2 separate regions of the Homo sapiens genome follow, and region 1 is linked to region 2. A link is an interaction called in ENCODE POLR2A ChIA-PET data of the cell type or tissue named here. Cell type or tissue: GM12878. All regions are shown on one strand. Links, peaks and the distances in the headings refer to the core of each region. The heading gives the core; the rest is flanking DNA.

What was found. ChIA-PET counts read pairs that join two places held together with the same protein. Peaks named below come from ENCODE experiments on the same cell type or tissue, not always from the same donor. Only the 100,000 strongest peaks of a DNase experiment are listed, where the experiment ranks them.
Region 1: POLR2A ChIA-PET joins it to region 2 with 5 read pairs; 2 of 35 experiments call an interaction of 5 or more read pairs at or near these places.

What each region holds. Positions count from the first base shown.
Region 1 is chr22:40,292,347-40,307,731 of GRCh38, forward strand. TNRC6B (trinucleotide repeat containing adaptor 6B) reads left to right here. Exons shown (of 23, transcript NM_001162501.2): 13 at 8,109-8,240; 14 at 8,564-8,659; 15 at 8,804-8,987. Among named protein-coding and RNA genes, the nearest start is that of ADSL, 46 kb to the right of the region's middle. In GM12878, for the core only: no CTCF peak of the experiment used is centred there; a DNase peak (open chromatin) is centred at 9,025; H3K27ac peaks cover 666 bases.
Region 2 is chr22:40,087,307-40,102,691 of GRCh38, forward strand. It overlaps a transcript of TNRC6B not described here. Among named protein-coding and RNA genes, the nearest start is that of TNRC6B-DT, 50 kb to the left of the region's middle. RefSeq lists an enhancer at 14,118-14,638. In GM12878, for the core only: no CTCF peak of the experiment used is centred there; a DNase peak (open chromatin) is centred at 7,384; H3K4me3 peaks cover 295 bases; H3K27ac peaks cover 339 bases.

The sequences.
Region 1 (15,385 bases), core at 2,345-10,344, 200 kb after region 2:
CATCTCAAAAAAAAAAAAAAAAAGGATGACACTGAAACTTCTAAGATTTGTTACAAATATTCCGGGCCTTGGGTTTCTACCATGCCTGTTTCCTCCAGTTACTCAAATACAATATTGAGAAAGTAACATATTCCAGCAGGCTTTTGTCCTGACTTTAAATTGCTGTCATTTTGCACCTGCAGTGCTTTGTTAAATGCCATATCGATTGCAACAAGATCTTTACTTTCTCCAATCCAGCAGGAGATTGAAGGGCTTTTAAACCAGAATAATTAACTCCCTGAAATGGAGAATGTGCAGACCTGCACCACCGTGATTCCTCTGCAGCCCAGGCGGGCGTGAGCAGGTGTTTGCCTGGAGCCTAGTGGCGCTTTTCCCTGGTCCTTCTGTATTCTTTGGAGAGGGGCAGTACATTTGCAATCCTAAGAAAGGAGAAGTTGAGCACGGCTGGGATAGGAATTTCTCAAAAATTACACTTTTATTGTCTCTAAAATTGTCAGTTTATGGAACATACGAGCTGGTGGCTTCTAAAGATCACTTTCCTATGCTTTTCTTTATATTCTTTCTGCATGTGTCTCTCTGTCTTTAAACAATCTGTTGTTTTCATTTTGCCTTTTTTGCACTTAACCCATATAGTATAGAGCCTCCTTCTTTTGTTGTGCTATTTTTACTTGTATTATTTCAAATATATTCCCATGTGGATTTGGGCAGCTATGGTTCATATGATATTCCATTATATGACTATACCATAATTTACCTATTCTACTACCAGGTCTACTGTTCATAGACATTTGGATTGCTTCTAGATGTTTGTTGTTATGAGCAGTGCTGCTATAATATCCTTTTCTTTTTTTTTTTTTTTTTTTTTTTGAGGCAGAGTCTCCCTCTGTTGCCCAGGCTGGAATGCAGTGGCGTGATCGCAGCTTACTGCAACTCTGCCCCCGGGTTCAAGCAATTCTCCTGCCTCAGCCTCCTAAGTAGTTGGAACTACAGCTGCCAGCCACCATGCCTGGCTAATTTTTGTATTTTTAGTAGAGACAGGATTTCACATGTTGGCCAGTCTGGTCTCGAACTCCTGGCCTCACGTGATCTGCCCACCTTGGCCTCCCAAAATGCTGGAGTTACAGGCATGAGCCACCGTGCCTGGCCTGCTATAATATTCTCATGTTTGTCTCCCAGGATGAATTTCTCGATGGTACTGCTGGGTCACGGGCAGGTTTTACTTTGGTGGTTTCTTTAGCTAATTTTGAGTAGTAGGAATGCCTGAGGGCGGGGGCGGAGGGGGGTAGGGGAATGGTGGGGAATAATGGGTTCTTGCCCTGTTACTGTGTCTCCCATGCTTGCTCCTTGTCTGCCCTGCCCCTAGGAGTGTAATAAGCTTCACAGCAGCAGGGTCTGGGCCTGCTGTGTTCACTGCTGGAGCCTGAGCATCAATAGCTGTGCCGCACATGTATTTTGAGCGCAGTTAATATATATTAAGTCATGGGAAGATGCATATCAGAATGATTTCAAAGGTAGAATTGTTGGGAAAGTGCAGTTAACTTTGTGTGAGAGACTTGGGTGCTGCAGATCTCTTTATGACCAAAGTGTCTGCTCTACCTAGAAAAAAAAAAAAAGGCCAGGCACAGTGGCTCACACTTGTACTTCCAGCACTTTGGGAGGCTGAGACAGGCACTTGAGCCTAGGAGTTCGAGACAAGCCTGGGCAAAATGGCAAAACCCCATCTCTACAAAAAAAAAAAAAAAAAAAAAATACAAAAATTAGCCAGGCATGGTGGTGCATGCCTGTAGTCTCAGTTATTTGGGAGGCTGAGTTGGGAAAATCACTTGAGCCCAAGAAGCCGAAACTGCAGTGAGCCATGATCGTGCCACTGCACTCCAGTCTGGACAATAGAGTGAGACCCTGTCTCAAAAAATCAATCAGTCAATCAGTCAATCAATCAATCAATCAACCTGAGCTCAGTTCTGGAGGCTTTTCAGTCTGAAATCACCACTGTCTGCCTCCATCATCATCCGATGTTCTCCCGTATGTGTCTCTATCTTCACATGGCTTTTTCTTCTCTGTCTCAAAATTTCCCTCTTCATATGAGGACACCAGTTAATGGATTAGGGCCCACCCTAATTCAGTATGACTTCGTCTTAAACTTGAGTGCATCTACAAAGACTCTATTTCCAAATGAGATCACCTTCTGAGGTTCCCAGTGGGCATGAATTTATGGGCAACACTATGTTACCAAATACAGTCGCTAACTGAGATGAATTTAGGATTCACACTGAAGGTGGTACATAAGATTTTATGGATCCTTGAGGTATGGTGGGATAAGAATCCGGTTTGGAACATGGTTTCAATAGCACAGAATATATCTATACTCACCCTCCTTTCCCCCAGACTCAAATTATAGTGAGTTTGAAATTATTATATCAGAGACAGTAAGTTAAGTCACACTGGTGACATTTTGTGTGAATTCAGAGCAGAGATGAAGAGGAGTTGTTATCTGGGGGAAATTGTGGAGGACGTGTTCCTCATGCTCGCCCTAAAACTGGTGCAGAGGCAGCATGCCCTGTAGTGGTGTGCTCACTTGGTGCTCACGTGTGCTTGGAGTACACCTATTAAAATAGAAAGTCAAACAGATTTTTAAATTGGTTGGTAACACTCAGCATCTCTTAGAGGATAGAGAGGAAGCAGCTGGGGGGAACTATTACTTGAAATTAGAGTACTTTCCAAAATGACAGAGTTGATGGGTGGAGTGAAAGTGACAGATCTTGAGAGAAAATGAGCTGATGAGCCTAGTACAGGAAACCTGAACTTGGTCAAATGTTTATAGACTAGAAGAGTGTCAAAGAAAAGATGGGCCAAGCATGGTGGCTCACGCCTGTAATCCTAGCATTTCGGGAGTCCGAGGTGGGTGGATCACTTGAGGTCAGGAGTTCAAGACCAGCCTGACCAACATGGTGAAACCCCGTCTCTATTAAAAAATACAAAAAGGTAAGCGTGGTGGCGGGCACCCGTAATCCCAGTTACTCAGGAGGCTGAGGCAGGAGAATCGCTTGAGCCCGAGAGGTGGAGATTGCAGTGAGCTGAGGTCATGCCATTGCACTCCAGCCTGGGCAACAGAGTGAGACTCCATTTCCAAAAAAAAAAAAAAAAAGAAAGAAAGAAAAGATAGGCATGTAGTCTTGAGAATGTAGCAGAGATGGTGGTTCAAAAGTATTAGGAAACTGAGGAATTTAACTCTGACCGTGATGCCAAAGAATGATGAAATGAGAAGATGCAATGGAGATGGGGAAGCTTTCTGATTAACTTAGTTTATAATGGGACATTTTCAGAAGATGGATAGTAAGGGTAAAAGCAAGCATGAATAAAACACAGAGAAAGCTGAGACTTGCAAAAAAAAATGAGGTAGATTAAAAGAACCTTTAGAGTTTGGTTTGATGCAGTTTGGTGACTAGGAAAGGAATCATTGCCTTGGACTAGTTGTGTAATGCCCAGGGTTTACAGAGTGGAGGTAAAAATTTTTGTTGCTTTTGTTTTTTATATTAAGAAGAAGGACGTTCAAACCAAAAGACAGATCCTAGAGCAGAGAAAGAATTTGTGAAGAGAATTGTGGAGCCCTCCCTGTCTGTGATTTTTGAGGAGTGCTGGGAGTCTTCGAGGGGAGTTTAATGACACCCATCTTTCCTGCCCGCATTCTGAATGTTTAAGGCAAAAGAGGAAAACATATTGGGGCCACAGTACCCTCTTTACTACCAACAAAGCAGATAATGGAGAACGTGCGTACTTCCTAATACCGAATTCCAGCCTTAACCCAGAGTCACCGTAATGGGGCAGTCCTCTCTCCAGGTTTGCTTCCAAGAAGGAGAAAGAGGCCTTAAGGGCCTTAAGTTCTATGATAAAATAAAGGTGGATGTCCTCTGTGTGGAGCCTCAGATCAGAAATGGGAAAGAAGCACCCCTCCACTATAAGAAATTGAGGAGAATGGTGAATTTTTTTTTTTTTTTTTTTTTTTGAGACAGAGTTTCGCTCTGTCGCCCAGGCTAGAGTGCAGTGGCGTGATCTTGGCTCACTGCAAGCTCCGCCTCCCGGGTTCATGCCATTCTCCTGCCTCAGTCTCCCGAGTAGCTGGGACTACAGGCGCCCGCCATCACTCCCGGCTAATTTTTTTGTATTTTTAGTAGAGACGGGGTTTCACCGTGTTAGCCAGGATGGTTGCGATCTCCTCACCTCGTGACCCACCTGCCTCGGCTTCCCAAAGTGCTGGGATTACAGGCGTGAGCCACCGCGCCCGGCCTTTTTTTTTTTTTCCTTATGGTGTTTCTCTCTGGTGTCCAGGCTGGAGTGCAGTGGCACGATCTTTGCTTGCTGCAACCTCCGCCACCTGGGTTCAAGCGATTCTCGTGCCTCAGCTTCCTGAGTAGCTGGGATTACAGGCGCTTGCCACCATGCCTAGCTAATTTTTGTATTTTTAGTAGAGAGAGGGTTTTGCCATGTTGGCCAAGCTGGTCTCAAACTCCTGGCCTCAAGTGATCTCCGCCCGACTTGGCCTCCCAAAGTGCTTGGGATTACAGGTGTCAGCCACCATGTCCAGCCTGGGGAAATTTTTAAAATGATTTCTGAAAGGAGAAATAAGGAAAAAGTAGCTAGAAGACTAATGAACTTGGTCCCAATTCCAGGAAAGAATCTAGATTATCAAGAAGATTGCTTTTGAGTACGTATGGCAGTAATCAATAATCATAGTTTGCTAACAAGTTTTCATACATTCCCTTCATTGATTGGTAGAAATACTGGCATAGAAGAACAATATAGTTGTTGTACTCTACTTTAACAGGCCGTTTGACAACTTCTCTCTTTTGGATGAGATGGAAATATATTGGCTAAACATTAAAACAGTTGTGTGGATTAGTAACTGACGATTCCTAGGCTGATCGTTTCATATTGAAAGGAAGCTTTAGCGGCATATGACTAGATTATCCTCAGCTCTATCAAGTTCAGCATTCCCATCCGTGACGGGATGGGGGAACACAAACTGGGAATAAGTAGAATAATAGGATCAACAAGAACTTGGTGGGGTGACTGTGAAGTTAAATATGATAGAGGTTCATTCATTTAATAGATATTTATGGAGCATCTTCTATATGCCATGCTCATAAAGATATACGTAAGGTCTTAAGCTCAAATTAAAAAATCAATAAAAATTTAAAGGCCAGGCACGGTGGCTCACGCCTGTAATCCCAATACTTCGGGAGGCCAAGGCGGGTGGATCACGAGGTCAGGAGTTCGAGATCAGCCTGGCCAATATGGTAAAACCCCGTCTCTACTAAAAATACAAAAATTAGCTGGGTGTGGTGGTGCGTGCCTGTAGTCCCAGCTACTCAGGAGGCTGAGGCAGAAGAATTGCTTGAACCCAGGAGGTGGAGCTTGCAGTGAGGCGAGATCACACCACTGCACTCCAGCCTGGGCGACAGAGTGAAACTCTATCTAAAAATAATAATAATAAATAGGCCGGGTGCAGTGGTTCACGCCTGTAATCCCAGCACTTTGGGAGACCGAGGCAGGTGGATCACAAGGTCAGGAGATTGAGACCATCCTGGCTAACATGGTGAAACCCCGTCTCTACTAAAAAAAATACAAAAAATTAGCCGGGCATGGTGGCAGGCACCTGTAGTCCCAGCTATTCGGGAGGCTAAGGCAGGAGAATGGCGTGAACCCAGGAGGTGGAGCTTGCAGTGAGCCGAGATTGCGCCACTGCACTCCAGCCTGAGCAACAGAGCGAGACTCCATCTCAAAAAATAAAAATAAAAATAAAAATAAATTTAAAAAATCATTAAAAAAAACCCAGCTACATGGGTTAAATATTACATGAGGGAACAAAAGCATGTTTTTAAATATTATAGATTTTAACTAACATTAAGCTTAGTGTGTGAATCAGGAGTTACAATCACCAGAGAAATTGACATCTTAGGCATTGTTCATGAAAGCACAGCTTTTAACAGAATGCTTAGGGTCTACTTGGTGTTAGACTACTCTAGAAAATACCTTTCTGTTCTTGGCTCTTCACCAAGAAATGGAAGGAGATACAGGTGAAAGAACTGATCATATTGAGCCTGAAGATGAGATGCAAGGGAACTGTAATCATTGTCTGAAGACATTTGAAGAATCAGCCTGTGGAATAATGTGAACATTTATGGAGGACATCTCTAAGCATTTGACATTGATTAACTCATAAAATCTAATAATGACTGAAGTTAATATTGTTGTCATTCCAGTTGGAGATCAGGAAAGTAAGGGTCAGAAAGGCTAAATGAGTAACTTGCTCTGAGTCAGCTTAGAAATGGCAGAGCTGGGGCCGGGCGCGGTGGCTCACGCCTGTAATCTCAGCACTTTGGGAGGCCGAGGCGGGCGGATCATGAGGTCAGGAGATTGAGACCATCCTGGCTAACACGGTGAAACCCCGTCTCTACTAAAAATACCAAAAATTAGCCGGGCGCAGTGGCGGGCGCCTGTAGTCCCAGCTACTCGGGAGGCTGAGGCAGGAGAATGGCGTGAACCCAGGAGGTGGAGCTTGCAGTGAGCCAAGATAGCGCCACTGCACTCCAGCCTGGGTGAAAGAGCGAGACTCCGTCTCAAAAAAAAAAAAGAAATGGCAGAGCTGGGTTGGGAGCGGTGGCTCATACTTGTAATCACAACACTTTGAGAGGATGGCTTGAGCCCAGGAGTTTGAGACCAGCCGGGAGGTCAAGGCTGCAGTGAGCCATGATCACGCCACTGCATTCCAGCCTGGGTGACAGAGTGAGACCCTGTCTCAAAAAAAAAAAAACAAAAAAAAAAAAAAAACAAAACTGGGGAGGCAGGCAGAGCTGGGATTACAAACCCAGGCAGTCTGCCTCTAGAACTAAAGTCTTTTTTTTTTTTTTTTGAGATGGAATTTCACTCTTGTTGCCCATGCTGGAGTGCAATGGCACCATCTTGGCTCACCACAACCTCCGCCTCCCAGCTTGAGGCAATTCTCCTGCCTCAGCCTCCCTAGTAGCTGGGATTACAGGCATGCGCCATCACACCCAGCTAATTTTGTATTTTTAGTAGAGACGGGGTTTCTGCATGTTGGTCAGGCTGGTCTTGAACTCTTGACCTCAGGTAATCCACCCACCTCAGCCTCCTGAAGTGCTGGGATTACAGGCGTGAGCCACCACACCCAGCTCTAAAGTCTTTTTTTAACCTTTTTATTTTTTTAAAGAGATGATAGCTCGCTATGTTGCCCAGGTGTTCTCAATCTCCTAGGCACAAGCTAGTCCCCCAAACTGCTGGGATTACAGGTGTGAGCCACTGTGCCCAGCCTCTAGGACTAAATTCTTGGCCATTGTGCTACACTACTTGGCACTCACGGACACGTTCTTAAGCTTGTTCTCCATGGCCCCAACTAGTCCAGTGGGTTCAGTAGATGAGGGTGCAGGGAAACTCACTTCTTCTTACTTAAATCATCTTAGAGGAGCAAACCAAAGATAGGAGGGAATCCTCTGTCGCCAGAGCTTCCTGCAGCCTCGCCTAGCTCACTCCTGAGAACAGGGAGAAGGACCCTGCCGGGTCAGTGACCTTCCAGGCTCTTTGATGCTGGCTCTTTTTTTACACTGCCACTCTGTGGGTGTTTGCTATCAGAAGCCATGCATTGAAACTCATGTCTTCTATTTACAAGTTAATATATTTGTCTTACTTGTAGCACAGAAATACTTTCACGTAAGTATTATTTATTAGCTTTATGCAATGTAGCATGTTTTGTTTTATGGCACATTTCCAGTAATAATTTCTTGGTTGGATAAAAGCCATATTGTCATCAATTTTTTTTTCTTGAAGATGTTTTCCTGAATATAAAATTTATACTTTTTATTGTAGAAAATTGGAAAGTCTAAGAAGAAAATTTAAAAACTGTTGTAATCTCACTGCTCCAAGATAATCATTGTTAACCCTTGAGTGTATTTTTCCTGTTATATATTTTTCACAGAAAAGTTTGACAACTCTTGCTTTAGATTCATCAAGATTCTTTTCACAGAAAAACAGTTTTATTTTGATAAATTCTGAAGATTCCTTTTCTTTTCTTTCTTTTTTATTTTTTTGGCTAGGTTTCTGCCTCAATGCTCAAGCAGTTTCCCAACAGTGGCCTGAGTCCAGGTCTTTTCAATGTGGGGCCCCAGTTATCTCCTCAACAAATTGCCATGCTGAGCCAGCTTCCACAAATTCCCCAGTTTCAGTTGGTAAGTAGAAGATTTTCTTCCTGTGGCTAAAAAGGTCATTTGCTTTTTTTTTTTCTTTAGCTTTGATTTGCTTCCCACATCTTTGCCACTTTCTATGTTCAAAGGGTGCTAGTCCACACTTCTTTGCAAACTATGGAGTGTGCTTAAGGGTTGTCAGCTCAACTGGAGGAAAATGTAACCAAGAGACCGGGAATTTGGTGTTACTTCCCTCCTGGATACTTTTGATTGTGTGACCTGTACTTCAGTGCACAGACCCTTTAGGTGTCCTCAGTAAATCAATCTCAGGAAACTTTGGTTTTCTGTCTTTCCCCCTTGTTTTGTAGGCATGTCAGCTTCTCTTGCAGCAGCAGCAACAGCAGCAGTTGTTACAGAACCAGAGAAAGATTTCTCAAGCTGTACGCCAACAGCAAGAGCAGCAGGTACGTGGGTAGGCAGGGTCCCTCCAGTGCTGTGTTGGAGGAGTACATCCCGGCTTAGCCTCTGATGGCAAAGAACCGGGCACAGTCTTTTCCTGGGAAGTTCGGGGCCGTGCTTATCACGTGTCTGTCTCTCTTGGCCCTCAGCTGGCTCGAATGGTGAGTGCACTGCAGCAGCAGCAGCAGCAGCAGCAGAGGCAGCCAGGCATGAAGCACTCGCCCTCTCATCCTGTTGGGCCCAAGCCGCATCTGGACAACATGGTACCCAACGCATTGAATGTGGGGCTCCCAGACCTTCAAACCAAAGGGCCAATACCTGGATATGGTTCTGGTAAGTTGTTGGTAGAGAAAATTACCTTTTTAGAAATCTACCTCTCTAGGCCTGTGGTAGGGGTTGCACCTGCATTACCCTCCTTTTTTATGTCAGCTGTACAAGGTAGGTAAATATTCTTATCCCTGGTTTACAGATGAGACATCTGAGGCTTCTTGAGTTTCAGTGGGTTTCCAGAGCTCACCACATGGTTACTAAATAGCAGAGCCAGGCCTCTAACTTCTCTGGCTCCAAAGCAGTCTTCCTTTTTTTTGTGTGTGTGTGTGTGTCTGGTTTATTTTATTTAACACAGTAAAGGCTCATACATGCTATAGCACATATCAGAATTCATCCCTTTCTAAGGCTGGGTAATACTCCATTGTGCAGATATACCACAGTGTGTTTACCCACTTTTCTGCTGAAATGGATAAACTTGGATTGTTTCCACCTTTTAACTACAAGTTGAGCATCCCCTAATCTAAAAATCCAAAATGCCCCAAAATCTGAAACTTTTTGATCACCAGCATGAAGCCAGCAGTCTTTCAATACGTGTGTATGAATGGCAAACTGCTCTCCTACCGCCGGGAATTTTTAAAACCCTATTTAAATGCTTGTGCATGCTGTGAGTGGTACACATGGCTGAGGTTATGATCTGTTAAAATATGTACTAGTTTGAAATGTTTTAGTGTACTCATATTAATAAAATTGCCTTCTATAGAAAAAATGAACTAAAATTATAGTGCAGATTGATAAAAATTCATTTGATATTAGTATTTCATCTGATTTAAATAGAATTAGAACAAGTAAGGTTATGCCTTTAACATTCTTCAAGAATTTTTTGGCAGGCAAATCATAGCTCTTTCAGAACTGGAAAACATGCTGTAAGCAGAATCTAATTGGTGAGGAAACAGTGATTTCAAAACAAAATTTTAAAATGGAAAAGATACCACACACCATCATAGTTTCATCTCAAACTGACAACATTTAGAATTTATCTTCTAAAGAAGATACTGTTCTACGCACACTCAAAAAACGAGTTGGGCCGCGCGCGGTGACTCACACCTGTAATCCCAGCCCCTTGGGAGGCTGAGGCAGGCAGATCACGAGGTCAGGAGATCGAGACCAGCCTGGCCAATGTAGTGAAACCCTGTCCCTACTAAAAATACAAAAATTAGCCGGACGTTGTGGCATGCGCCTCTAATCCCAGCTACTGGGGAGGCTGAGGCAGGAGAATCACTTGAACCCGGGAGACGGAGGTTGCAGTGAGCTGAGATTGTGCCCCTGCACTCCCACCTGGGTGATAGAGCAAGACCCCATCTCAAAAAAAAAAAAAAAAAAAGAGTTGGGAAGACATGAAATTGCTGGTTCTAGGTGACAGTGTGACCCTGGACAAATGGCAGCGGCTGACTGTGCGCCAACCCCGTGATCCTCCTACTGCACGTGCAGGGGGTGAGCAAAGACTTCAAGGTGTTCTTGATCTTGATCTGGATATTTTAACGGAATTACTTTGTAGATCCTTAGCTTCCACCAACTGTTTTCATTCTTAAAGATGATCTGCCTGATAACTGACTTAAATTCGAAATAACTTTTCTTGCACTTGATATAGAAGAAGGTCAGCTCTGTGCTCATCTGGGCTGCAAAACACCAGGGTACCAAACATGGCGGGGCCTCCCTTGATTACTAACAAAGGTGTCCTTATGCTGTATTTCCTTCTTCTTCTTCTTCTTCTTCTTCTTTTTTTTTTTTTTTTTTTTTGAGGCGGAGTCTCACTCTGTCGCCCAACCTCCACCTCCCACAACCTCCACCTCCCAGGTTCAAGCGATTCTCCTGCCTCAGCCTCCTGAGTAGATGGGATTACAGGCACATGCCACCACTCCCAGCTAATTTTTGTATAGTAGAGATGGGGTTTCACCATGTTGATCAGGCTGGTCTTGAACTCCTGACCTCAGGTGATCTGCCCACCGTGGCCTCCCAAAGTGCTGGGGTTACAGGCGTGAGCCACTGCACCTGGCCGATTCTTTCTTACTTCTAATGGCTAAAGGATCAGAGTTAAGCATACACATATATACGTATTTACTGAAGAAATTTTATTATTTTTGTCATACTCCTGTTTCATAAGTAACTTGTAAATTTAGCTATGCATTATATTATTCCATATTAAAGAGAAATATTGACTTATTAGCTTGTTTCTATATTTGTTAACTTATTAAATAATAGATAAACATTATTAGGTCTCATTTTAATTGTGACCTGACCATTTATAATCTGCCTTATAAGATAGATGTGTTTTGTCATTTATTTCACTTACAATTTTCCTGTCTGGGCACAGTGGCTCACACCTGTAATCCCAGCACTTTGGGAGGCGGAGGAGGGCAGATCACTTGAGGTCAGGAGTTCAAGACCAGCCTCCAACATGGTGAAACCCCGTCTCTACTAAAAATACAAAAAATTAATTGGACGTGGTGGTGTGCACCTGTAATCCCAGTTACTGGAGTGGCTGAAGCAGGAAAATAGCTTGAACCCAGGCGGCAGAGGTTGCAGTGAGCTGAGATCATGCCACTGCACTCCAGCCTGGCGACAGAGCAAGACTCCGTCTCAAAAATAATTTTTTTTCCTTAGTTAGCATTATTATATTTGTTTGAATTGAAGAATACATTTTAGGTCTGAAAGTTAGATTTGGCTGCCTGTTTTGAATAGATTATTTGATGAAAATATATTTAAAGCATATATAGAAATTAAAAAATTTTTTCTAATAAATTAAATGCCGAAGATGTAATGAAATGAACAGTCTTTCAGTTTTCCTGATGCTAAGTATGTTGAACTAAAAAGGATACCTCTAAGTGAAAGAGTAGCAAGAATAATTGAAAGTTTCTTAATATGTCTTGATAAAGCCTCTTTGTTACATTATCTCAAAATTAAGAATTTGAATGACTAATGACTGCTTAACTAATCCTTACTGATTCTTTTGTAAAACAGATGGTTTCTAATTCTGTCCTTTTAGCAAAATTGAAAATATACCTAATTGAGGTTGAGTGCGTGGCTCATGCCTGGTAATCCCAGCACTTTGGGAGGCCAAGGTGAAGAGTGAGAGGGAGAGGGAGACAGAGAGAAAGAATACCTAATTGAATTGTTAGGTGATAATGACCTATCTAAAAATTATATTTTAGTATCTGTGTTACTGGGCTAGGGGAAGGAACATATACTTTAAAAGAAATTCGAGAAGTAAGTTATAACAAGACTCCTTCTGTTCCCATCTACTTATTTATATGAGTCAAATTTCTTAGTGCTTTATGTCAACAAAGAAATTTAAAATAAGATGGTAGCGAAAATTCTCATTATAGTAAGGAGTGTTGGTTACCGTGGATATCTGAACTCATTTAGAAACAAAGTAATTCATCTTCTTAGAAAATGCATTTCTGATAAAATTTCACTTTTTATGTTTAAAATTTATCAAAATTTGTAATATTTATTTGGTATATCCCTGTGAAAAGTAAAGCTGAATAAATATTGGAGATTATAAAAATGACAGAAGAGTAATTGTATCTATGCTGCAATTATGATTGTGTCGATACCAAGTGTACATGTGGACACGGACTTAGAACAGTTGTGTTAGGATGGCCAATTATGGGTGATTTTTTAAAAATAATTATAGAAACTAGTTTGTTTTTTAATGTATAGCAAAAAGAGGAGCAGAAAACAGAACTGTAAACAGAGAGAGTGAAGGCAGGATCAGTGTAAGGACAAGTTAATTTAAGAGCATTTCCTCAAGGATGTAAGAATGGAGCCAAAAGTCGTGAACAGACCATGAATTAGGGTGTGTGGAGAATGAGAGAGAGTAATTCTAGCAAAGACGCATGAGGCAGGCAAAGGGTTGTCCTTGCATGAATGATAAAAGCAGGTGACAGGCAAGGGGCATGTCTTACCTCTACTTGTACCTCAGCTCCTAACACAGGGCCTGGCACAGATTACACTGTCCATAAATATTCATTGAACTGAACTAAATGGCTTAATTTGAGCTAAAGCTCTGTGTTGGTGAGAAATTTCAGGGAAACCACTTGGTGGACTAAGGAAATTTTGTTTTGCTGTAGTGGAAAGTACAATACAGTCAGTATTTTCTTGGGTTTAGAGATACGACAGCTTGTAAATAGCCGAAGGTCACTAGCGAAGCACCATCTCTTCTTTGTTAGTGCACCCACTAGAGCACAGTGTCCCAGAATTCCTTCCATCAAAATGCATCAGACACATTCCATATCCTAGCGTCAGGCTGGTTACTACGTGACATCAAAGAAAATTATGTCCGTCTTCGCCTGATTTTTCCTCTCATACTTTGGGGTTTGTAGATTGAACCTTTCAAGGCAATTTTCTCACCTATTCTTTCTCTTACCCCTTGGATTATTTTTCCTGACCAAACCTTGTGAGGCAGCGCTGGGACTGCCCTACTGTGGTGGCATTTGATCCCCAAGTCTCTAATGAGAAAAGTGCCCGCTTTCTCTAAGGTTCTTGCCTTTCCTTGCTTGCTTACTTTTTCTTTCTCTTTCTCTTTCTTTCTCTCATTCATTTTCTTTCCTTCTTTCCTCTTATGTTTCTCTTTTTTCGCTTTTTTCTTTCTTTGCCCTTTTGCTATAACTTTAATTTTCTGCATTTCATTTGTCACCAAAAAAGCTCTAAGCAGCTGAAATTAAAGAAATTTAATTCACTGGCTGGGCGCGGTGGCTCACACCTGTAATCCCAGCACTTTGAGAGACCGAGGCGGGCGGCTCACAAGGTCAGGAGATTGAGACCATCCTGGCTAACACGATGAAACCCCGTCTCTACTAAAAATACAAAAAAAATCAGCGAGTGTGGTGGCAGGCACCTGTAGTCCCAGCTGCTCGGGAGGCTAAGGCAGGAAAATCGCTTGAACCCAGAGGCGAAGGTTGCAGTGAGCCAAGATTGTGCCGCTGCACTCCAGCCTGGGCGACAGAGCGAGACTCCGTCTCAAAAAAAGAAAAGAAAGAAAAAAAGAAATTTAATTCACTATGGGTTTTATAGAAATTTTAGAGTAACTTCAAAGAAAATTAATGTGTAAGGAATGGTTCCTCCTCTTCTTAGTAATGCTAGTATTCTTTTTAATCTTTGCCAGAATCCTAGGTTATTTCCAAAAACTCTTTCTCAATGATTAGAACTGAGCTTTCAGGTGGCCTGGAATCCAAGCACCTTGGCCTGGTTTTCTCAAAGGCAGAAGTGTAATTTACTCAAGGAGCAACCTGCTTAGGCCATTAAGGCTATGTCAGAGAAAACCTTTGTTCCTTGCAACCTTCCTGCCCTGCAATCTAATTTCATTTCTGCTACCCAGGATGAAAGAAATTTAAAAATGCCTCAAACTCTTCTTTAAAAAAAATAAATAAATAAGGCCAGGCACGGTGGCTCATGCCTGTAATCCCAGCACTTTGGGAGGCAGAGGTGGGCAGATTGCCTGAGCTCAGGAGTTCTAGACCAGCCTTGGCAATAGGGTGAAACCCCGTCTCTACTAAAAATACAAAAAATTAGCTGGGCATGGCTGTGGTGTGCCTGTAGTCCCAGCTACTCAGGAGGCTGAGGCAGGAGAATTGCTTGAACCCAGGAGGCGGAGGTTGCTGTGAGCCAGGATTGTGCCACTGCACTCCAGCCTGGGTGACAGAGACTCCATCTCCAAAATAATAATAATTTCATTTGAAATATTTTCATCTCATTCTAAAGATTTCTGCTCCCCACCCCCACCCTCCACTCTCCAATCATTTTGAACTAGTAAATTCGGTTACAGAGTGTGAAAGAACACTGTTCTTTATATAAATAGCAACATTTTGAACATGGGTCAGGAAGGTGTTAGACTTTTACTTGATTTATTATGTGTTTATCAAACTATCCCAGACAACTAGGATAAGCACAGGGGAGGAAAAACACAACCTGATCCCTTAGTGGGATTTGGAGAGATGAAAATTGAGGACCCTTTATGGGTATAGTGTGCAGTCTGGCCTGGCTGGAGTTGCACATCTTGGGGCAGAGAAGCTTGGCTCTGCCGTGGTGGGAGGCTTGCTCGCCTCCCTGGGATGCCTGCGCTCGTGCTGCCGCTCTGCGCTCCCTGTGGCTCATTCTCATTTTTCTATGGTCATTTATTATTCTCCCCCTCCCCTGTTTCATCATTTTAGTCCTTTATTTTACTTTTTTGAGAGTTTTTATGAACAGGTGTCACACACATTCTGACCCAAATGGATGACGGACCCTGTTAGACTCCGTCATCCAGATTCTGCTGTGTGGCTTCCAGCTCTCCAGCTCTGTGCAGTGGGAACACATTACCCACCAAGACTCTTCCCCTGAAGCTTACCTGGGGCTCTTGGCAAAGTGAGCTCAGAATCTCGAACTACCCACCTACTCAAGCTTTGGTGTCTTCCTCATTGCTT
Region 2 (15,385 bases), core at 4,104-12,103:
GTCCTGCCTTCTTTCCCAGTGTTCAGGATCTAATTCAGCCATTTTATACATGATATGTTAAGCTTTTCATTAATTCAGTTATTCATTTGACACATACTGAGCACCAGAGTAATACCAGGCATGGTACTAGGAAATGAGAATAAAGAAATAAGAAACACACATGCTAAACTGACCATTTTCTAGTGGGAGAAAGACAATTATATATGTAATTCCAAACACTGGTAAGTGCATTTTAGGAAAAATACAGGGAGCTGTAAGAGTGATTAACTGGGGGGAGCCTGGCTTAGTCTGAGAGGACAGAAAGGCCTTTCTGACAAAGTAACATTTAAGCAAAGATTTAAAGGAAAAGTAGGCATTGGCCAGGTGATCATTGGGTCCAGAGCCTTCAAGCAAAGGGGCTAGCTATGTGTGAAGGTCCTGAGGGAGGAAAGAGCTTGAAGCCTTGGGGGACCTGGGAATGCTAGTGAGGCTGGAGACTGAGAGGGAGGCAGGGAATTAGGAGAGGAGCTGGAGATGTAGGCAGGGCCCTCATCACAGAGGCTGCTGTTGGCCTCCATCTCCGTTACAGATGTACAGCGTTTGGTGACCCAGACTAGAGACCAGACATAATACTTTTCAGGACCTCTTGGTCCTCCTGGGAGATGCTGGGAACTCTGAGTTCAGCTTTTCTCTCCTATTTCTCGAGGGTCCTTTGTTAATAAAGAAATATTTTTAAAATTATTCCTGCTTACCTTGTACTTAAGAGTGAAAGAAACTTTTAATAAACGGAATTATTTTTGGCTAATCTTCAGAAACCTTCACTCCAAGGATGAACTCATAAAAAGTTGTACCTTTAAAAGACTTTCCTATCTCGTCTCATCCTCACAGCGACCTTATAAGGTGGATATTTACTATTTTTCACATCATACAGAAAAGAGACTGAAGCTCTGAAAAATTAGGTAGTTCCTCAAGGCCAGCTAATAGGTGGTGAAGCAGGAACTGGACAGCGGGCCTTCTGACTACAGACCCAGTGGTGTTTGTGCTCTGTTCTTCCACTTACTATGAATGCAAGAGCTTCTACATATTTTGATCTCAGTATCTGCAACTTATTTATTTTGTTTTCTTTGTTGTTGTTGTTGTTTTTGAGACAGAGTCTCACACTGTTGCCCAGGCTGGAGTGCAGTGGTGCAGTCTCAGCTTACTGCAACCTCCGCCTCCTAGATTCCAGCAATTCTCCTGCCTCAGCCTCCTGAGTAGCTGGGATTATAGGCACCTGCCACCATGCCCGGCGGCTACTTTTGTGTGTGTGTGTGTGTGTGTGTGTGTGTGTGTGTGTGTGTGTGTGTTTTAGTAGAGACGGGGCTTCACCATGTTGGTCAGGCTGGTCTCTAACTCCTGACCTCAGGTGATCCACCCACCTTGGCCTCCTGAAGTGCTGGGATTACCTGTGTGAGCCACCTTGCCCAGCCAATTTATATTTTTTTAATGGAAGAATAAATCATACAAGCTTAAAAATTATGAGAGAAGGAGGAAGGAAATAGGGTAGAGGGGACAGGGAGAGAAGCTAGACTGCCTTAAATATGGTTGATAGCTTTTTTAAATGGAAAATGAGAAACAAGTAAACCTAAATTTTAAACCTCACTAATTCGAACTTTACATTCTTAGTGGGTATATGCCCTGAGAGTGAAAAAAGAACTGCAACAAACAGTAGCAACAACAACAAAGTCCTTCAACTGTACTCATGTGGAACATACCAGTGATCTTGTTAGTACTATTTTGAGATTGTTGTTGAGTGTATATTGTCAGAAAAAAACAAATGAGTAATTATGTGGTACTTTATAATTTCCACTGTTTTGAGATCCAGATTCCCAACATGGGTGAAAGGAGATACAAATATAAAATAAAAGAGGTTAAATAAAACCCTGTTAACTTGATTTCTTCATAGACTTTTTTTTTCTTTTTTTTGAGATGAAATCTCACTTTGTCACCCAGGCTGGAGCGCATTGGTGTGATCTTGGCTCACTGCAACCTCCGCCTCCCGTGTTCAAGCGATTCTCTTGCCTCAGCCTCCCCGGTAGCTGGGATTACAGGCACACACTACCACACCCAGCTAATTTTTTTATTTTTAGTAGAGATGGGGCTTCACCATGTTGGCCAGGCTGGTTGTGAACTCCTGACCTCAAATAATCCACCCGCCTCAGCCTCCTAAATTGCTGGGATTACAGGCGTGAGCCACTGCGCCCAGCGTTAAGACTTTTTTTTTTAATTGGCAGTTTTAGGGTCACAGTAAAATTAAGCAGAAAGTATAGAGTTATCATATTTGCCTGTTCTGTGTCCCTGCCAGCCTCCCGCAGTGTCACATCCCACACCAGAAAGGTCTATTTGTTATAAATGATGAACTTATGTTGGTACACCATTATTACTCAAAGTTCATTTGCATTAGGGTCCGCTCTTGGTGTTGCACATTCTATGGGTTTGGACAAATGTATGATGGCATGTATCCATCATAGAATCATGCAAAGTGGTTTCAGTGCTCTCAATCTTCTCTGCTCCACCTAGTCATCCCTCCATCTCCCTGTCTTCTGGCAACCACTGATCTTTTTACTGTCTCCGTAGATTTTTCTTTTCCAGATGTTATGTAGTTGGAATCACATAGCCTTTTCATGATGGCTTCTTTCACTTGGTAGTATGTATTTTAGGGTTTTTTCACATCTTTTCATGGCTTGATAGCTCATTTCATTTTAGCATGAATAATATTCCATTGCCTGGATGTACTCTAGTTTATCCATTCACCTATTGAAGGCCATCTTAGTTGCTTCCAAGTTTCAGTAAATAAAAATAAAGCGGCTGCAAACACCATGTGTGGGTTTTTGTGTGAACATAAGTTTTCACCTCATTTGACCAAATGTCAAGGAGCACAATTTCTGGATTGAATGGTAAGAGTAAGTTTAGTTTTGTGAGAAACTACCAAACTTGTCTTGCAAAGTGGCCATACGGTTTTGCATTCCCACCAGCAATGAAGGAGCATTCCTGTTTCTCCATGTCGTTACCAGCATTAGGTGGTGTCAGTGTTCTGCATTTTGGGCATCTAATGGGTGTGTAGTGGCATCTCATTGTTTTTTTTTTTTTTAAATTTGTAGTTCCCTAATGACATATGATGTTGAGTATCTTTTCGTATCCTTATTTGCCATCTGTATATCTTCTTCAGTGAGGTGTCTGCTCAGGTCTTTTACCATTTTTAATCAGGTTGTTTATTTTTTATTGCTGAGTTTTAAGAATTCTTTGTATATTTTGGATAACAGTCCTTTATCAGATGTATCTTTGTATTTTCTCCCAGTCTTTGACTTATCTTCTCATTCTCTCGATTAACTTAATTTTGAATTACAAGTTGTGGTATGAATTATTGATATATTTTATCTTAGACAAAAAACACCTCCTAACCCATTCAATTGAAAAATCCTATAAACAGTGACCAGTAGCAATGTGTAACCCTAGTCCCCAAATTGTGGTCTTGGAATACCAATTCTCACTAACAGGAAGCAGGGTTATTTGGAGAAATCACTGATACAGGAACCGGCTACACCACGTAACAAGGAAGTCATAAAAGACTGTGATCAGGATCACATCAAAAGAACCAAAGAACATACAAGAGAAGACTCTCTTCATCCAATGATGAGACAATCTGAATACCAATAAAGTTTTTTTTATTTTTTTGAGACGGAGTCTCACTCTCTCGCCCAGGCTGGAGTGCAGTAGCACGATCTTGGCTCACTGCAAGCTTCGCCTCCCGGGTTCACGCCATTCTCCTGCCTCAGCCTCCTGAATAGCTGGGACTACAGGCGCCCGCCACCACACCCGCATAATTTTTTTTTTTATTTTAGTAGAGACAGGGTTTCACCGTGTTAGCCAGGATGGTCTCGATCTCCTGACCTCGTGATCCGCCCGCCTCAGCCTCCCAAAGCATGATGATATTTTTTAAAAAAGCTATTGGATACCACTTGCTAACACTACATTAACCATATACCATCCCTTTCCTATACAAACAGATCTGGCTTCTAGAGCTATATAGTAATTTATAAGAATTACAGAGGACAGAGCAGCATATTAGTACCACCATCGGGTACAGTTGGAAAAATCCAGATTATGTGAAGCTCTGGGGTCTTCAACAAATAAATTGCAAAGAAAAAAAAAAAGCACAGCAAAGCAAAGTCTTGTGTGACATTTACGAGACAGTTGGAAGTTTGAATACTGGCTGATTACTTGATGGTATTGGGACTGTTACTAATGTTTTTAAAGTGTAATGATGGTATTATAAATTTTTAACGGTTTTTAAAAATATATTAGAGATAGGTATTTACCAGTGTATTTATCAATGAAATGTCCTTGCATTAAAACTAATGTGAAGGCAGGGATACCAATAAGGGATACAGGTGAAAGAGTGTTGGCCGGGAGTTAACTATTTAAGCTGACGATGGGAACTTGAACGTTCATTATATTATTGTCTACTTCTGTGTCTAGCATTTTTTATAATGAAACTTAAAAAAAAACTTTCCTTGAGAATTTATAACCACAAACTGGCCCGTGTATGGGTGTGAGACTTGAATTCATACTATCTGTGCAGTGTAAAATTTAAATTGTTCTTGGGTTAGTAGTGCCTCCAGGAACCTGCCAGAGAAACATAAATCTTCTCAGGAGAAAAATACACCTTACTTAGGACTCAAATATGTCTCACAAATAAAATTATTCAGAAGTCGAAAATGAAGAGTCACAAAACACTCAAAACACTGAGCTACAGTGAATGAGTCAGCAGAACCAACAAAAATGATCAGATTTGAGGCCAGGCGTGTTGGCTCACGCCTGTAATCCCAACACTTTGGGAGGCCGAGGCAGCTGGATCACTTGAGGTCAGGGGTTCGAGACCAGCCTAGCCAACATGGAGAAACCCCATCTCTACTAAAAATACAAAAATTAGCTGGTCATGGTGGTATGTGCCTGTAATCCCAGCTGCTTGGGAGGCTGAGGTGGGAGAATCATTTGAACCTGGGAGGCAGAGGTTACAGTGAGCTGAGATCTACCACTGCACTCCAGCCTGGGCAACAGAGCAAGACTCTGTCTCAAAAAAAAAAAAACAGATTTGAAAAGTCTATAATATTGTAATTATTGGAAACTGAACATAGAATAAGTATATTTAATATTTTAAGGAAATTGTGTTTTTTTATGGTTTTGGTGATTAATTAATTAGAGATGGGTTGTTGCTATGTTACCCAGACTGAAGTACAGTGGTGAAATCATAGTTCACTGCCGCCTCAAACTCCTGGGCTCAAGTGATCCTCCCACTTCAGCCTCCCAAGTGGCCAGAACTATAGGTATGCACCACCATGCCTGGCTAATTTTTTAGTACTTTTTTAGGGGCAAGGTCTTGCTCTGTGTCCTGGGCTGGTCTCAAATGCCGGCCTCTGGTCTTCAAATGACCCTCTCGCCTTAGCTTCCAGAGTATCTGGGATTAGAGGTGCAGACCGCCATGCCTGGCTAAAAACAGATACTGTAAGTGTAATGTAAATGTAATTAGATATTGTAAATTGTAAATGAAAGAATGCTGCCAATTAACTTTAAGGTGTAAGATGGCAACTGAGACTATCAGGAATAATCAGGCCAAAAGTCCTGTGTGTCAAGGATGGGTTTTGCAACTGGTGTATGCCACTATAGAGGTATTTGACTAGCTAAAATAATAATAATCAGATATATTTGAAAAAGAACCATTTCATCAGTTTAGCCATCCACAGTTTATACCTACTTGAAAACATGCTGTGCATGATAAATACAATTTTTATCAATTAAGAAAATAAGAATGAAAAAATAACCATTTCAGAAGCAAACAACATCATTGAATTTGGCATTTAGTAGACAAGTCTAATCTTAAAGCAAATTAGACACAAGTGAAGCAGGACTTACTGAACTAGAAGATAAAGCTAAAGAAATTGTCCACATAAAACCCATAGAGACAGAGAAAATGTTAAAGAAAGGTTAAGATGCATGGAAGATAGAATTAGAAGGTTTCATATAACATCTGATCAAAGTTCTAGGAGAATAGAAGCACTGGGGGAGAGGCAGTATTTGAAGACATTTTCCAAAATTGATGAAATAACTAAATCGTCTGAATCAGGAAGCTCAAGCAGGGTAAAGAAAGAGAAATATCACCTGGATACATTGGCAAATTCAAGATCCTAGTACAGTCCTGAGAGAAAAAGCAGACTGCAGACTGATAGCTGACTTTTCAGTGACAGTGGAAGCCACAAGACAATTCATCGTCAAAGTGCTGGAAGAAAAGTAACCATCTGTCAAGAATGAGGGCAAAACAAAAGCATTTTGAAATAAAAACCATTTTTATTATGAATGGAGAAAAGTAGAAGAGTATTTTTGAGCTTTCAGTTAGGACAGTTGTTAAGAGCTTAAACTTTGGAGTCAGATAGTTTGAGCTGTACTGCTAGTGAACTGTGTTGTTTAACTTCTCCGTTTCCTTCTCTACAAAATAGGATGACAAGTGGGAATGGTTGATGGGTACAAAAATACAGTTAGATAAAATGAATATGATCTAGTATTTGGTAGCACAATAGGATGCCTATAGATAACAATAATCTATTGTATATTTCAAAATAACTGGAAGAGTAGAATTGGCACTTTTCTAACAAAGAAATTATAAATGCTTGAGGTAATACCCCAGTTACCCTGATTTGATCATTACATGTTGTATACCTGTATCAAAACATCACATGTACCACGTAAATGTATACAACTATTATGTACTCATAATAATTAAAAATAAAAAAAATTTTAAAAACAGGATGACAGTAGTACTTACTTCATGGAATGCTTTGATAAGCAGATGAATTATATGTAAAGCACTATGAGTCCTACACAGTACGCATCTAGTAAATGTTAGGGATTGCTGTTACCATATTTTATGGAATTTAAGATGCCATCATTCCTAAGACATATTGTATTTTATGCTCCATTAAGAAAGAAAGAATGCTGCCAATTAATTGTAAGATGTCATTAATTGTAAAATCTGTCCAGATTTCACAAATGTTAACTTGTAAAGAAAAAAACCATGAATCTCAAAATTGATGAAATATAGTATTTTGATAGCAGATACTCAAGTACAGGAGAAAATACTGTATATGAAATATTTAAAAAAACAAAAACAGTTTGAAGAAGAAGTTGATGAAAGTGTTGTGAAGCCCAGAATTTAAATGTGTAGTACCCATGGCTGGAGAGTTTTGTGTATAAATTATTGAAGGTTAAAACAGCTGTTTCACTTTCATTTCTTCAGAAGTAAATATGAACTACAACCAAACTGCCCTTGAGTTGGCTTAAGATTTCCCAGTGGCTGTTACTTAAACGAAAAGTGTTCTTTAGCATTTCATTGGTAAGCACTAGCTTGTGGAAAGGCCAGATGTTGAATGTTGAACATGTTTGATAAACAGAAGTTTAATATGCAGCTGGAATAGTAGCATTCTTCTGCAGGTGCTTTTTGAAATGTTTTCAGTTTTTCTTTTCCACTTGGTTTTGATTACCACTTGCATGTAGTTGAGAGGAGATTTTTGCTAATTTCGTATGAGGCTGGATGTTGCTCTGTTTTAGTTGGTCTTATTGCTGATGATACTGCAGTATGTCTCGGAGAGCATGTAAGCATCAACACTCTTTCCAAACATTTTGATTTGGTTAGATCATCTCAAATCATTATTGAAGCTGCTAGCTAGAGTGTTGTCGTTTCATGAGGCCGTACACTCCAGAAATCTTTACAATTATATTACCACAAAGAAGTTGACTACTCATTCAGTTATTAGGATACATAGATTATTACAGCAGCCTCATAACTCTTTTTGCTACCTCTGTGATTTTATCAATTAGAAATAAATTAGGCTCTGTGTAATGGAATATCCAACTTTGCTTTAACCAAATAAAGATTTATTTTTTCCTACACACCAGAAAATTGGGAAATAAGTAGTCACTCCCAGTGTTGTTAATATCTCAAATTCCTTTGATCCATCCTTGATGGTGGCAAGGCCATTTCTCTGCTTCCGTTTCAGACCACGCACCCTCCCAAGTGAGGTATAAAAGGTGTGCCTCATCTAATGATTGACCAGAGCTGTGACATGTAGCCACCTCTCTTCTTAAGAAAAGTTGGGAAATGTAGCTTTCTAATTGAACCTAAGTTTACCCCTAGCCAAATCTGGATTCCAGGCATTTGCAAAACAAATAATGATATTACCACAATTGCCATGATTACGATGTAACCATGATTTGTGACCATGAAGCACCCATAAATTTAACTGACCTACATTGTGACTGAGCCCACAGCCTAACATTATCCTTTAAGTAACTGAGTTTACCACCTCATGCCATCTAGTAGGCAATTATCAGTTTTGCTCACTTGCCCCTTTATTATATGATGTGTATTTCCTTATACCTGTGCTTCATTAATATAGCCAACATTCACTGAATACCTACTCTGTGCCAGGCACTGTTAATACAGAAATGAATAAGGTACCCCATTTGATAGGGGAGATGGATATCAACAAAATTTACAAGTACCACAACCTGTAACCCTCATGCTCAAGGCGGATGTTATTGATAAAGTGGCTCATCCATGTCATCACCAGGTAACTAAGCTGGTGACTTTAGCCTAGGCCTTCTAAGCAGTGTAGCTCCTCTGTACCCCTCCTATCCGCAGCCCCAAATCCTTGTGTCTTACTGAGTTGATTGTCTTAGAAACATATAAACATGACTATGAGACCAGCTTCAGAAAGCACGATCTGTTGTATTGAACACATTGGTGCTTCTTATGGTAAATGGTCAACCACTCAATGCCAGGATCATGGCCAAAACTTTATGAGACTTCAGATTCCAAATCTTTAGCCACAGGGAACTCTTCCAATGGCCAATTCTTAGGAAGTCTGTGAGGACAATCATTGGCCATAAGGAACAGCTTAGAGTAAAGCACAGGTAATACCCAGTGAATACTAAGAAACCATGGTTGTTATGGATAATCAGAGGAGACAATCTGTTATTCCCACATAGCGTTACCTCTTTTAGAAGCATCTACATTTCCTGCAGAGATAGGATGTTTTTATTAACTGAGCCCTGGATCAAACTTGCACTAGCATACAGGTGGTGTGATAATCTCTTTACCTTGACAGCAACATGAGTCTGGGCTTGTGAGATGAATGGTAGGACTTCATCAAGATGTTGTCCAGCTACTCAGTGTGCATCATCCATTATGCCCCAGCCAAGGAGATCACAAAACTGGCTCCACCTCTCATCACTTCTAAGAAAACTTCCCCCAGTCTTCTCTTGTGCCTAAACAACTGTAATTTTTATAGTCATGTGTTACATACTATGCCAGATATATGCCAACGAATGTCTATAAAAAAAAGTTAATATTTATTAGCCAGAAAGCATAATGTTAGATTTTGGCTTTTAGAAGGGGAGGTTTTATTGATCCACCTACACATTGGCATGTGAATTTACTTCTCCATGAAAGCAGAGAAGAAATTTATTAATTTATTTGAACAGCTTTGTCAACATTGTTCTGAAAAGAACAAGTTGGAATGTAGTAGCAGTGTGCTCCATTATGACAAAAGCTTTGCAAATGACACAAAAGGTTATCAGAGTTGACCATTAAGGACCATATGGCACCAGGCTTCAGGAAAGATACAGTGGAGGAGGGAGAACAGAGACCCCATCCTTACCTGCCCCATCAGGGGAGTTCACCCTGGTGATGGGTGAGGTGTCAGGTGGCATAGCTGAACCATCCTTACATCTCACTGGGGAGTTTGGACTGTGTTGTCTGTGGGCTGGAAGGCTTTTGAACTTGTTGAACAAAGGAATGACATGATCAGATTTATTTTTTATTATAAGAGCAATTTATGCTCTTTGTAAAAACTTGATGTTTATGAAGTAGAAAATGGAAAATTCTTGCATCCTATTCCTCAGGTGTGTCCTTTTTTTTTGTTTTTGTTTTTGTTTTAAGACAGCCAGACAGGGTCTTTCTCTGTTTCCCAGGCTGGAGTGCAGTGGTGTGATCATGGCTCACTTCAGTCTCCAACTACTGGGCTCAAACAGTCCTCCTGCTTCAGCCTCCCGAGTAACTAGGACTACACGTGGGTGCCACCACACGCGGCCAATTTTTAAAAATATTTTTGTAGAGATTGGGTCTTGCTATATTGCCCAGGCTGGTCTTGAACTCCTGGACTCAAGTGATCCAGGCCTCCCAAAGTGCTGAATTTACAGGTGTGAGCCACTGCACTCTGCCAAAGGTACCTATTTTTAAAGGCTGTTGGATGTCTTGCCAGACTTTTCTCCATGCTTTCAGGTATATCATACACACACACACACACACACACACACACACACACACACACACACACTGTATTATACATTGTATACATTATATATACACGCAGATAATGTATAATGTAATATATATGTTTTATATATTTATTTGTATATTTTTGACCAACAGGGGATTAAGATATACAAAATGTTTTATAATGGCGTATCTTATTTACTTATTTAAGACAGGGTCTCGCTATGTTGCCCCAGCTAGCCTCAAAATCCTGAGCTCAAATGATCCTCCCACCTCAGCTTCCCAAGTAACTGGGACTACAGGTGTATGCCACCACTCCTGGCTGGCTCTTATTTTAATCTAACAAGTAGTTGTTAGATTAAAACAACTTTAAATAAATACATTTGTATACTTGTGAGGTGTGTGTGTGTGTAAGTGTATGTAAAATCCACCCTTAGAGGGGGAATTGCTGCTGGGCATGGTGGCTCATGCCTGTAATCCCAGCACTTTGGGAGGCTGAGATGGGCTGATCACCTGAGGTCAGGAGTTTAAGACCAGCCTGGCCAACATGGTGAAACCCCATCTCTACTAAAAATACAAAAATGAGCCGGGTGCGGTGGCGGGTGCCTGTAATCCCAGCTACACAGGAGGCTGAGGCAGGAATATTGCTTGAACCTGGAAGCGGAGGTTGCAGTGAGCCAAAACTGCGCCATTGCACTCCAGCCTGGGCAACAGAGCGAGACTCCGTCTCAAAAAAAAAAAAAAAAAAAAAAAAAGGGAATTACTATATCAAAGAGATGCATATTTCAGGTTTTGGCAGATGTTGTCATATTGTGCTGTAGAAAGGCACTCTGCATCCCGCCATCAGTATATGATCGTGCCTGTCTACACACCTTTGCATTATCAGACTTTTTAATCAAAATTGTTCTAAGTCATAGAAAAGATTTAGATTTTTATGTAGTGAAATGTATTAGTAATTTCTTACTCCCTTGGGGTGGGTTTATCATGCTTTTAGGAATGTCTTCCTCAATTCAAGATTATAAAAATATTTTTACCCATGGTTTCATCTGCTACTGTCATATTTCTTTAATTTTTTTTAGTTTTTTTATTTTAAGAGACAGTCTCACTCTGTCACCCATACTGGAGTGCAGTGGTATGATCATAGCTCACTGCAATCTCGAACTCCTGGGCTCAAGTGATCCTCCTGCCTCAGCCTCTCAAAGTGCTGGGATTTAAGGCATATGCTACCATACCCAGCTCTTTTTGTTTTTAAATTGATGTGTTTGATTTTTCTGGAATTTTATTTTGATATATGGAGTAAGAAAACATAAAGTAGGACCAGGCACGGTGGCTCGCACCTGTAATCCCAGCACTTTGGGAGGCCGAGGCGGATGGATCACAAGGTCAGCAGTTCGAGACCAGCCTGGCCAAGATGGTGAAACCCCGTCTCTACTAAAAATACAAAAATTAGCCGGGCACCGTGGTGGACGCCTGTAATCCCAGCTACTCATGAGGCTGAGGCAGGAGAATTGCTTGAACCTGGGAGGCAGAGCTTGTGGTGAGCTGAGATCGCGTGCACCACTGCACTCTAGCCTGGGCGATAGTGTGAGACTCTGTCTCGAAAAAAAAAAAAAGGAAAAAAAAACATACAGTAAGGAATATATAGCTTCCTGTTCTGGATTCCCACAGTGACTAGCCAGTTATTAAAAAATCATTTGCTGAAATAATTCATCTTTTCTCCACTGATTTGAAGCACTCTTTTAATCATAATTTTCCACATTGTGGTATGTGTCTTTTTTCCTTGACTACCTAGAGCCTCAACAAGATTAGTACAGCGGTCCTCCATATTCATGGGTTCTACATCCATGACTCCAATCAATCATGGATCAGAAATATTCAGGAAAAAAATTGCGTCTCTGTTGAACACATATAGACTATTTTCCTTGACATTATTCCCTAAATAATACAGTACAACAGCTGCTTACATAGCATTTGCATTGTATTAGATATCATAAATAACCTAGAGATTACATTTAAAGAATACAGGAAGATGTGTACCTAAGGAGGGGGCATTAGGTTATTTGCACAAGTTATACACAAATACTTCTCCATTTTATTTTATTTATTTATTTTTTGAAACGGAGTCTCGCTCTGCTGCCCAGGCTGGAGTGCAGTGGTGCAATCTCAGCTCACTACAAGCTCCGCCTCTCGGGCTCACGCCATTCTCCTTCCTCAGCCTCCCGAGTAGCTGGGACTACAGGCGCCCGCCACCATGCCTGGCTAATTTTTTTGTATTTTTAGCAGAGATGGGGTTTTACCATATTAGCCAGGATGGTCTCGATCTCCTGACCTCATGATCCGCCCACCTCGGCCTCCCAAAGTGCTGGGATTACAGACGTGGGCCACTGCGCCTGGCCCCTCCATTTTATTTTTATTATTTATTTATTTATTTATTTATTTATTTATTTATTTATGGAGACAGGGTCTCTCTTGCCCAGGCTGGAGTGTAGTGGTGTGATCTTGGCTTACTGCAATCTCCACCTTCCAGGTTCAAATGATTCTTGTGCCTCAGGCTCCTGAGTAGCTGTGATTACAGGCCTGTGCCACCACACCCAGCTAATTTTTTTTGTATTTTTAGTAGAGACAGGGTCTCGCCATGTTGCCTAGGCTGGTCTCGAACTTCTGGCCTCAAGTGATCCGCCTGCCTTGGCTTCCCAAAGTGCTGGGATTACAGGCGTGACCACTGCGCCTGGCCTATTTTTTAGAGACGGAGTCTGTCTCTTGCCCAGGTTGGAGTGCAGTGATAACAATCATAGCTCACTGCAGCCTCGAACTCCTAGGCTCAAGTGATCCTCCTGCCCCAGCCTCCTTAGTAGCTAGGACTACAGGTGCACACCACCATGTCAGGCTAATTAAAAAAAAAAATTTATAGACATGGAGTCTTAATTATTGGGTCTTACCAGGCAGAACTTAAACTCCTAGCCTCAGGCGATTCTCCCGCCTTGGCCTCCCTAAACACTGGGGTTTTGGGCATGAGCCACTGTGCCCAGTCTCTATACCATTTTGTTTCAGGGACTTAAGCAACCATGGATTTTGGTATACACCAAAGGTCTGGAACCAATCTCCCAAGGATACTGAGGGATGAGTGTATTATATTGGATGGAGACTGGGGGAAGGAAGATTGAACCTAAGCACTGTAGAGGGTTGTGGTATCAAAAGTCAGTAACACCTAGAGATAGGTTTGGAGAAGAGTTCTTTTTTGATAGGGTGGTTTGGAGATTGGAGGGACATTGTGGAAGACATTCTCAGCAGGTCCCCAAGTTCTCTCCTCATCTGGGCCCATTGCTTTCTCTTCAGCATTTTTTTTTTTTTCCTTTGAGATGGAGTCTCACTCTGTTGCCCAGGCTGGAGTGCAGTGGCATGATCTCGGCTCACCACAACATCCACCTCCCGGGCTCAAGCAATTCTCCTGCCTCAACCTCCCGAGTGGCTGGGACTACAGGCATCTGCCACCATGCCCAGCTAATTTTTTGTATCTTTAGTAGAGATGGGGTTTCATTGCGTTAGCCAGGATGGTCTCGATCTCCTAACCTTGTGATCCGCCCACCTCGGTCTCCCAAAGTGCTGGGATTACAGGCGTGAGCCACCACTCCTGGCCCCTGCTTCTTTAAATAACTAATTTTCAAACTTTAACCTATGTCAGAATCACCCCGAGGGCTTGTTAACAGCACATTGCCGGCGCCACCCCCAGCATTTCTGGCTCACTAGTTCTGGGATAAGGTCTGAATATTCACATTTCTATCAGGATTCCAAGTGCTGTTGCTGCTGTCTGGGGACCACACTTTGAGAACCATTGCTCTAGACTGAGTCCTCTTCACTCCCCTTTTAGATTACTCTAATGGTCTCTAGTTGGGCTTTTTTTTCTAGTTTTCCTGTCCTTTATAGCCTCCTGACTCAAATTAGGACTGCAGTGGTGAGAATAGAAGTGGAGAGAAAGGAATGAAGCTGAAAGACATTTCAAAAGAAGGATTAATGGGCTTTAGAGACTGAGTAGATGTGTGGGACAAAGGACAGGAAGCAAAGAGGCATTTTCTAAACATGGACACCAGATTTACTCTTTGGAAAACACTTCTTTCATCTTGTTATTTCCCAGTTCAAGAATCTGCAGTGAGATAAATCTAAAATGAGATTTATTTGAATAAAATACAGCTGACAATTGACACCCAACCGGTGTCGCTTCTCTGGTTTTGTCTAAGTCAAATCTCATTATGACAGATGACTTTGCAAGTAGATCTCTGCATTACCAAATACTTTCATGGCCGAGCCAGTGACCTACTTTAAGCAGTATCCAATTTAACAATTCCAGTTCAGCAAACTAGTTTGGATAGCATTTTAGGACTTGCAGAATTTAATCTGAAGTACTATGGTACATTTGTGTATATAAAAGAACTGTTAATTTCTAAGGGTTAGTTTAAACCCTATTTAGAAATCGTGTTTATCATATGAATATATTTTTTTAAAAAAACATTATATACTATGCTTTCTGATTTACCTTTTTCTTATGCTTGCTGTTGGACAAAAACAAGGAGGGAGATATTGTGCCAGATACTCATGTTTGCAATTATAAATGCAGATGAGGCCAAAGTGTGTGTTTGTACAGGTGGGATGAAATAAACAAATGACAGTGAAAGCCTGCTTATCAGGATCATTATTTGTTGTTGTCCCTTATTAGGATTCATTATTTGGAAAATAAGTATAGAGAGGACAGTTTGGGTTTTTAAGATATTTAGTATGTGACATTTAATTATTTCTTAATTTTTAAAAGCTGACTTCTGTCTTAGTCTTACATGATTTGGCCTCACATGTGTGGATGAGATTTTAAATATGTGAGAATCATAGCTAGTTATAAAAGAGTGCCGGGTATTTGCATTATAACAAAACACCTTTATTTGTGTATAATTTATATACATCATATATATAAACTTCACCCAGTTTAGATATACAATTAAAACATAGTAAATTGCCCAGTTGTGGTAGCTCACACCTAGAATCTCAGCA